2 separate regions of the Homo sapiens genome follow, and region 1 is linked to region 2. The links are chromatin contacts, found by Hi-C or POLR2A ChIA-PET in ENCODE. All regions are on one chromosome and are shown on one strand. The core of a region is the stretch at or near the end of the contact, and the rest is flanking DNA. Distances in the headings are between cores, read along the strand shown. Region 1 overlaps SMPD4 (sphingomyelin phosphodiesterase 4). Region 2 holds the start of LINC01856 (long intergenic non-protein coding RNA 1856).

The links. A loop is a pair of places that touch in the nucleus more often than their neighbours do. ChIA-PET counts read pairs that join two places held with the same protein, here RNA polymerase II (POLR2A). Pooled maps may share reads with other maps.
Region 1: a loop to region 2 is called in a pooled map, with 6 times the contacts of the local background. The contact joins the enhancer-like site here to the promoter of LINC01856 in region 2. A Hi-C loop is called at or near these places in 1 of 168 maps with a recorded cell type or tissue (HepG2), 9 of 37 single-sample maps with no recorded cell type and 9 of 50 pooled maps. POLR2A ChIA-PET finds 5 or more read pairs at or near these places in 1 of 52 experiments (H1).

The regions. Positions count from the first base shown.
Region 1 is chr2:130,156,246-130,160,981 of GRCh38, forward strand. It overlaps SMPD4 (sphingomyelin phosphodiesterase 4), which reads right to left. Exons shown (of 20, transcript NM_017951.5): 12 at 1,006-1,151; 13 at 340-430. Among named protein-coding and RNA genes, the nearest start is that of CCDC74B, 14 kb to the left of the region's middle. RefSeq lists enhancers at 1,969-2,068, 4,139-4,736. Within about 2 kb of position 1,251, at least 6 of the 41 ENCODE cell types and tissues checked have a DNase peak (open chromatin) inside an H3K27ac peak, as active enhancers do.
Region 2 is chr2:129,920,029-129,924,677 of GRCh38, forward strand. It overlaps LINC01856 (long intergenic non-protein coding RNA 1856), which reads left to right and starts at 3,149. Exons shown (of 4, transcript NR_110285.1): 1 at 3,149-3,253. It also overlaps the pseudogene PLAC9P1. RefSeq lists enhancers at 2,456-3,271, 3,272-4,085.

The sequences.
Region 1 (4,736 bases), core at 1-2,500, 230 kb after region 2:
CCAGAGGGCGCAGGAGAGACATGCACAGCCCTGTGAGGTTTGGCTCTTGCTGGCCCTCCAGAAGCCAGGGTGGGCTTTTCCCAGCCCAGGGGGCAGAGTACTCCCTGGTCAGGTAAGGGTAGGAACCTGCCCTGCACCAGACAGGTGGGACAGGGCAGGGCTTTCCTGAGGGCTGGCTTTGGAAACTCAAACAGAAAGAACAATGTGGCCCTCCAAGACCCCCTCCTTGCCAAGGCCTCTGTGATAACACTTGCTCTCCTCCTTTATCTGCCCCAAAGGACCTCCCACCTCAAGGCACACAGAGGACACAGGCACACGTGTGACGGGGCCAACACTCACAGCTCTGAACGATGCGTCCAGGGGCCAGTGGCCAAAGCAATGCTGCAAGAAGAGGTAGAGTTTCTGCTGGACGAACCTCGGGACAGCAGCCCTGCAGGGGATGGGGAGGGTCACCTGCTGCTTGCCCAGTAAGGAGGCCCTGCTCACAGATGACCCCAGGGCTCCCATCAGTGAGGGTTGGCTCCGCCGGGGGAGAGCACTGGGCACCTCCGGGAGGTTCAGCCCCATTCTTCAGAGGAAGAAATCAAGGTTCAGAGAGGTTAGGGAACATCCCAAGGACACACAGCACGCAGGCGGCCGAGTCAGCACAACTCCTGCACACACCTCACCCTCCGTCCCATACAAACAGCCCACTCTGCTGGCCCTGGTGGGCCTGGCAGTCAGGGCCACCCCAACTCTTCTGACAGGGTTGAAGAATATGAGATGCAAGAGATGGCAGCACAATGGGGCCTCTCTGGCCAGTCTGGAGAGAGAGGCTCTGGGAGCCAACTGGGCGGGGTGAGAGGACACCTGCCTAGGCCTGGAGAGGCCTCACGTGCTCTGTGAACAGAAAGGGACTCCCCTCACCCTGCCCTCCATGCCCTGGGGAGAGGTCGCTGTGGGCGACACCTTAGGAGGGGAAAGTGGGGGAGACGGCAGTGGTGGGAAGCCGCAAGGGCCACCCACCGTTTGAACTCCTCCAGGGGGCTGGTGGCGTGGGAGTGGGCGGAGGGTGAGGCCTGCTCTGGCTTCAGGCTGTTGGCAAAGGCGTGCAGGTGCTTCAGCAGCAGGCGCACCACCAACACATGCTCCTCAGTAGGCGTGAACGACTCCTGGGTGGAGAAGGAGGGGTGAGGGCCTGGGAAGGAGCGTGGCACCCATAGCACTCCGCCTCCAGGTCTGACCACATCCCGCCCTGAGCCAGTTGCTCTGCTGCCCCCACGGGAGGCATGAGCCAGGCCAGGAGTGGGGCCACCCCATGGGGCACCACTGTGCCTGGCACCCAGATGTGCCTTGCACTGCTTGGTCTGAACTGTGACCAGCTTGTGGTATGGAAGTGCTTGGCCCAGCGCCCACACAGCCCTGGGGAGGCCTCACTAAGACAGACACATCTGCAGAGGGCCTCCCAGCCCTGCTTCTGCACGGCTGCAAATCCGCAGCGGGTGGCACAGGCTGTGCCCTTGGGCGCTGGTGCCTGTCTTGATCCCCAGGGCAGGAGAAAGCCAGCATCACCCACAAGCTCTGGATCCAGGGTCTCCCACCTGCCTCCCAAGTGTGTGCAGAAAGCACATGGAACCCAGGTGTGGTGCCTCAGACCTGTAATTCCAGCACTTTGGGAGGCCAAGGTGGAAAGATCGCTAAGAAGAAGTTCGAGATTAGCCTAGACAACATAGGGACACCCTGTCTCTACAAAAAATTTTTAAAAGTTAGCTGGGTGTGGTGGTGCACACCTATAGTCCTAATGACTCAGGAGGCTAGGGTGGGAGGATCACTTCAGCCCAGGAGTTTGAGGCTGCAGTGAGCTAGGATCGTGCCACTGCACTCCAGCGTGGGTGAGAGTAAGACCTGGTTCAAAAATAAGAACCCCATGGCTTCACTTTCCTCCCCAATTCCTCCCACCTGCTCCTCATCCTGGACACAGCCAGATGAGAACTCGGCCCAGTAGAAGCCCCGGGCGTCACTTCCTCTGTTGCCCAGGGACCTGTGGTCAGGAAAACCCCAAGACAAAAGCACAGTCAAGCATATTAGGCCAAACTTTTTTTTTTTTTCTTGAGACAACGTCTCCCTCTGTCGCCCAGGCTGGAGCACAGTGGCGCAATCTCGGCTCACTGCAACCTCCGCCTCCAGGTTCAAGCAATTCTCCTGACTCAGCCTCCTGAGTAGCTGGGACGACAAGTGTGTGCCACCATGCCCAGCTAATTTTTATTTTTCATAGAGATGGGGTTTCACCATGTTGGCCTGACCTCAGGTCTCCCAAAGAGAGGGAATACAGGCGTGAGCCACTGTGTCCAGCCTAGGCCAAACTTTTGATTTGTAACATACAAGCAGGATCCTGGAGATCTAGCCGGAGAGGAAAGCCTTTTTGGTGGCCATGGGCTTCCTCTGGTTGTTTAGCATTGGGAGGGCAGGTGGGCGCATCGAGAGTAGACGAGGGCAGGGAAGTAGGGGTGCTGAGGGCAGGACCCTGAGTCTGAGTGGACATGCTCGCCTCTCCACACTTGTCCCCTAGCCCTTTGGGCCGTAACACATCTGTGCTGCTGAGGCTGGTGCAGGGCCCAGCCTCCAGGTATATCCTGGTATGCTGTAGACCCCGCACGGGCCACTGCCCATATCGCTACCCACTCAAGTCTCCCCGTCAGGAAACTGTCCCCACAGGTCCAAGTGACACACCCCAGAGATAAGTGGCTGAGTCTGAAGATGGAGCTATGGGGTGGGAGGCATTTTCTTTTTTTTGAGACAGGGTCTCACTCTGTCACCCGCGCTGTAGTGTCGTGGTCTCGGCTCACTGCAGCCTCTGCCTCCAGGGCTTAAGGGATCCTCCCATCTCAGCCTCCCGGGTAGCTGGGAACACAGGCGCACACACCACCACACCAGGCTAATTTTTGTATTTGTAGAGACAGGGGTTTCGCCATGTTGCCCAGGCTGGTCTCAAACTCCTGAGCTCAGGCAATCCGCCTGCCTCAACCTCCCAAAGTGCTGGGATTACAAGCATGAGCCATCGTGGCTGGCTATTTTTCTCTATCTGTATTGTTAAGTCTTTGGGCAATGAATTTGCATTGTTTTGGAAGAAAGGGCCAGGTGCGGTGGCTCACGCCTATAATCCCAACACTTTGGGAGGCCAAGGCAGGCAGATCACTTGAGGTCAGGAGTTTGAGACCAGCCTGGCCAATATGGTGAAACTACATCTCTACTAAAAATACAAAAATTAGCCGGGTGGGTGGCACATGCCTGTAATCCCAGCTACTCAAGAGGCTGAGGCAGAAGAATCACTTCAATCTGGGAGGTGGAGATTGCAGTGAGCCGAGACCATGTCAATGCATTCCAGCCTGGGCAACGGAGTGAGACTCCATCTCAAAAAAAAAAAAAAAAAGACAGAAGGAGAAAAGTATGAGACATAATACCTGTACCTATACTGCCCAACTAGAAGGGCACCAGTGGGGTGGGAAGTTAGACCAGGGTCTTTCTCCTCCTCCAGTCTCAGCCCAGGCCCTCCCTCCAATCCTGGCCTGGGATCCTGAGCCGTAACATCCTTCCTGCAGCTAAGGGGAGGGGAAGACCTCCACATGTGAACTGGAAAACTGCTTTCCCCTGCTGGTGCACTTGACCCACCTCACCTGGTCCTTCCGAAGGGTCTGGAGGGCCCACTGTCCGCCCCTGCCGCCGGCAGTCACATGGAACCCTCTCAGGCTATTTTCCCATAGGTTTGCTGAGCCAAACTTCTCCCTCAGCTCTGCACCCCTCCTGGGCCATGTTCCCACATGGAGTCCCTGGCCACAGTCACCTGCTTGCTTCTTAAGGATGTGTCCCCAAAGCCGCACATTTCCCACTGGGCTGAGACTCACAGCACCTCAGCTCACCCCACCTGGGTCTCGCTGGTCACCCTCCCACCATGGGGTTTGCCAGATGCTTTCTGGACCACTGTCCTCCCTCCCTGGCGCAAGCCCTCAGGTCCCTCCTCTCCTCTGCAGTGGCTCCTGCGGAATGAGGTGCCCCTGTGTGCTGTGGCCACCATCCCAGCCCACCAGCGCTAAGGAGCCAACACATTTTCTCATCTTATGCTCAAATTCCTGTTCAATCATGTGTGCTCTTTCCCAGGTGAATGGGACAGATCACTGGCTGTGAGCACAGCCCGTCTCCCCCGGCTCTCACAGATTCCTCTGTCATCCCTGAAGTCCCCTACAGGTCTGAACTCTGCTTCACTGACCTCAAATCCATCCACACACTTGTCATTTCTGCCTAGGCAGCTGCAACCTCTATGAGGTCACCACCCACTCTAATCTGCCTCTGGAGGTGTGTATGAGCGGCCAGGGCTCCCCAGGTGAAGGCCGGGTCCTGGCTGGGCTGTCAAGGACTGACAGCTTCTGTGGGCTATAGGGTCAAGCCCCAGGTCCTTCCCACCCCCTGCCTCACACGCAAGCTCTGGGTCACAGCACCTCCAGGCTGGGTGACAGTTCTGAACAAGGCAGAACCCACACCACCCGTAAGTCCCAGGCCTCTGCGTCTTCAGCTCCTTCCTAAGCGCCAGACCCTGCAGAGTGCAGTGAACCCAGCCACTGCTGAGGCCTGAGGACTCCAGCTCTTCAAACCAGGGCCAAGCACGAGGCCTCCAACACTGGAGAGCTTGTGACACCTCCACTGGCCTGGAGCCTGGACAGCCAGGGCCACATGCCCACATGCCTCGTTCTGCCACAAAGCCA
Region 2 (4,649 bases), core at 1,899-4,398:
GGAATAACTATAACTACAAAAAGTGTGAGTAGAGACAATATAAATGTATAAATTTCGACATCAAAAACAAAGTATGGGGTGGGGAGAAGTAAACATACAGGGTTTTTAATGCAAGCAAAATTGAGTTGTTATCAGCTTAAAATAGACTGTTATAACTATGTTTTATACAAGCCTCATGATAATCATAAAAGAAATACCTATCGAAGATACACAATAGAAAAGAGAAAGGAATCAAAACATATCACTACAAAAAAACCAATGAAACACAAAGGCAACAACAGAGAAAAAAAGAAACAAAAGAACCACACAGACTAAAAAATGTTTAACAAAATGTCAATAGTAAGTCCTTCCCTAGGATAATTATTTTAAATATAAGTGCAGTAAATATAAGTGCATACAAATACTAAATAAAACAGGGTGGGGATGGACATACTTATAGCAGACAAAATACACTCTAAGCCTAAAACTATCACAAGAGACAAAGAAAGACATTTTAAAATGATAAAAGGATAAATTCATCAGGAAGATATAACAATCATAAATATACGCACCCAACATCAGCACATTTAAATATGTAAAGCAAACATTGACAGAAATGAAAAGAAAAATAAACATAAATACAATGATGGTAGAAAAACTTTAATATTCCCCTGTCAATAATGGATAGAAGACATCCAGACAGAAAATCAATAAGTAAACAGTGCACCTGAACAAAGCTATAGACTTAGAGAACCTAACAAACATTTACAGAATATTCCACTCAACAGCTGCAGAGTACATGTTCTTCTCAAGCACACATGGAACATTCTCCAATATTCATAATAGCCAAAAAGTCCAAACGACCCAAATGTCCATCAATTGACGAATAAATGAATAAAATGTGGGCCAGGTGTGGTGGCTCACGCCTGTAATTCCAGCACTTTGGGAGGACGAGGCAGGTGGATCAAGAAGCCAGGAGTTCGAGATCAGCCTGACCAACATGGTGAAACCCTGTCTCTACCAAAAATACAACATTTAGCCAGGCGTGGTGGTGCGCACCTATAATTCTAGCTACTCGGGAGGCTGAGGCAGGATAATCGCCTGAACCCAGGAGGCAGAGGTTGCAATGAGCCAAGATCATGCCACTGCACTCCAGCATGGGTGACAGAGTGAGATTCTGTCTAAAAAAAAAAATAGAATGTGGTATATTCATACTATGAAACATTATTCATCCATAAGAAGGAATGAAGTACTGATACATGCTAGAATACAGATGGCCCTTGAAAACATTATGCTCTGAGGAAAAAGCCAGATACAGCTAGGCTACATATTGTATGATTCTATTTACTGTGGTACCTCCTTACCTTCAGGAGATAGATTTCAACACCACTAGTGGATGCCTGAAACTACAATAGTATCTACTTCTATGATACTATGTTTTTTCCTATGCATGCATACCTATGAAGTTTAATTTATAAATTAGTCACCATAAGAGATTAGTAACAATAGCTAAGAATAAAATAGAAAAACTAGAACAATATGCCAGCTTCTGTGAAGGGAGAGTTACGTGAAAAACAACCACGTATGCCAGCAACACTGCTCTTGAACTTTGGGTCTTGATTAAGTGAATGAAGTGTTGCTGGAACACAAGCACTGTGATACTGTGGCCGTTAACCTGGTAACGGAGAAGGCTCCTAAGTGACTAACAGGCTGGAAGTGTAGACAGCGTGGACCATGCTGGACAAAGGGAGCGTTCATGTCCCGGGTGGGACAAAGTGGGATGGCGAGGGATTTCATCACGCCACTTAGAATGATGTGCAATTGAAAACTCATATATTGTTTATTTCTGGAGTTTAATCTTTTAGGACTGTGGTTGACTTCAGGTAACTGAAACCATGGAAGGTGAAACCACAGATAAAGCAGGACTACTGTATTTAAAATGTCCAGAGGAGGCAAGTTCATGGAGACAGAGATCAGTGGTTTCCAGGGGGGGTGGGGGGCAGCAGGAATGGGATGTGACTGCTTGATAGATACAGAGTTTCTTTCTAGAGTGAGAACAATGTTCTGGAACTGGCGGTGATGACTGCACAACTTCTGAATGTACTGGACGCCACTGCATTTGTACAATTTATTTATTTTATTATCATTATTTTTTTGAGACAAGGTCTCACTCTGTCACCCAGGCTGGAGTGCAGTGGCACAATCATGGCTCACCGCAGCCTTGGTCTCCAGGGCTCAGGTGATCCTCCTACCCCAGCCTCCTGAGTAGCTGGGATTACAGGCATGCACCACCATGCCACCATGCCAGGCTAATTTTTGTATTTTTTGTAGGGATGGGGTTTCACCATGTTGTCCAGGCTGGTCTCAAACTCCTGGGCTCAAGTGATCCTCCTACCTTGGCCTCCCAAAATGCTAGGATTATAGGCGTAAGCCACTGCCCCCAGCCTTACACAATTTAAAATGGTTAGAATGATGAATTTTACATTGAATTCCACTTCATAGGAAATTTTTTTTAAAACAACAACAAACCTCTTTAATGGACACATAAATTCCCTGGGGGTCTGATTGCAATGCAGATTTGGATTAAGGAGTCCGGGTGGGTCCTGAGACCGTGCTCCCCTTGCTTCTCACCTATGGCCACATTTTGAGACGCAAGGCCACTCGAAGGGCCCCCACCTCTGTGAATCAACCCCTGCTCCATCTGCCCCTATAAATAAGGGAATGCTAAAGCACAGATGGCGGGAGTGGGCGTGTCCCCAGGTCTGAGCCTGGAGGGGGTGGCCGGCCTCCCCCAGGCATGGAAGTGGAGGGAGAGGGGGCTGTAAACGGGTTACTCTGTCAGCAGACACAGAGGAGACCAAAAACAGTAGCTTTTATTTCACACGAAGCTGAGGAAGGAAGGCGAGAGGACAGCGCTGGCTATCAGAGGGTGCTGCCTGGCAGGTGCACCACCTCCAGCTGCTGGGCTCCAGCTCCGGGGCTCAGAAGCCATCTGAAAGAAAGCAGCGGCCTCCACTGAGCAAGCTGGGGTGCTGCAGGGTACCCGCCCCCGTGGTGCTCAGCAGTGCCTTCCCTCCCCTCCCCAGCCCCCGGGAACTCCTCCTGCGCCAGGGACACAGGGATCAAGGAGAGAACAGAGTGCAACCCCATCCCTGCCTGATCAGTGGGGGTGCCCGTCTTCCCTGCGACGGTTTTGGGGTGGAACAGGAGTGGCTCCTCAGGGGGAAATGAAAGGAACTGAGGAGCTCCAGTCGTGAGAAGGCCAATGAAGCAGGTAGCTTCTCTGCGCCGGGGTTGTGCTGAGATGTCATCTAGGGCCGGCTCTTCCAGAACCTCATTTGACGCTGGGAGGCAGCGACCGGGTGTGGGGGCGGGGTGGTAGGGGAGGGGAGCAGGGATGATGCGGTCCCGATTCCGTCCCCAGGGGGCGCTGGGACCCTCCCTGCTATCCAGGCTACACCTGTGCGGCGTAGCAGCCGTCCCCGTCTCGCCTGCACAGCGCCAGATGACAGCAGCCCAGAGGCTGTCCTCTGCCACCTGCACTGCTCACCTTTTCCGAGGAGGTCGGGGACGGGGCTGAAGGGTCCCCCGGGCAGGTTCCAGGCCAGGTCCTCTAGCAGGCCCAGCAGGCCTTTCACCTGTGTCCCCAGGTGATCCACGGTCTTCTCTACCATCTAGAGTGAGAAGGTGGGTAACGTCCAGGACAGGAGTGGTGCCACGTTCTGCTTCATTAGCCAGGTCCTAAGAAGCAGCTGGCGGTCCAGTGGGGTGCAGTGGAAAAGGACTGGGAGCTGCGGGACCTGGGTTTTCCTCACTCAGGCTCTGCGCCTACCTGCCTCAATCTCCCCAGATGACAATATCCTATGGGGCTCGCTCTCTAAGGCTCCTTCCTTTTTGGCACTCAGTCACAGGTTTGGATAAAGCGCGTGTAGATTACCTTCTCCCTTTTGGACTTTGCAGCCTGGAGCTCACATTCTTTTTGTTATTCTGCTCCCTGGTGGTGTCTCTGCCAAATGACAGGTCTGGGATTTTGAAATTTACTCAGGGTTCTTAATGGTTTTTCCCTGTGTATGCCATGGACCCCATTGGCAGTGTGGTGAAGCCTACAGACCTCTTCTCAGAATAATGCCTTAAATGCAAAAAATAAAACATATAGAATTACCAAGAGCACCAATTGCTTTAAAATATTATTCAAGTATTAGGCCAGGCGTGATGGCTCACACCTATAATCCCAACACTTTGGGAGGCCGAGGTGGACGGATCACCAGAGGTCAGGAGTTCGAGATCAGCCTGGCCAATGTGGGAAAACTGTCTCTACTAAAAATACAAAAAGAAAACGGGCACGGTGATGCATATCTGTAGTCCCAGCTACTCGGGAGGCCAAAGCAAGAGAATCGCTTGAACCGGGAGATGGAGGTTGCAGTGAGCCGAGATCATGCCGTTGCACTCCAGCCTGGGCGACAGAGAGAGACTCTGCCAAAAAAAAAAAAAAAAAAAAAAAAATTCAAATATTTAAAATTAAACTTTTTGGCCCAGCACGATGGCTCACGTCTGTAATCCCAGCACTTTAGGAGGCCGAAATGGGCAAATCCCTTGAGATCAGGAGTTTGAGACAAGCCTGGCCATATGGTGAAACCCCATCTCTACCAAAAATACAAAAAATTAGCGGG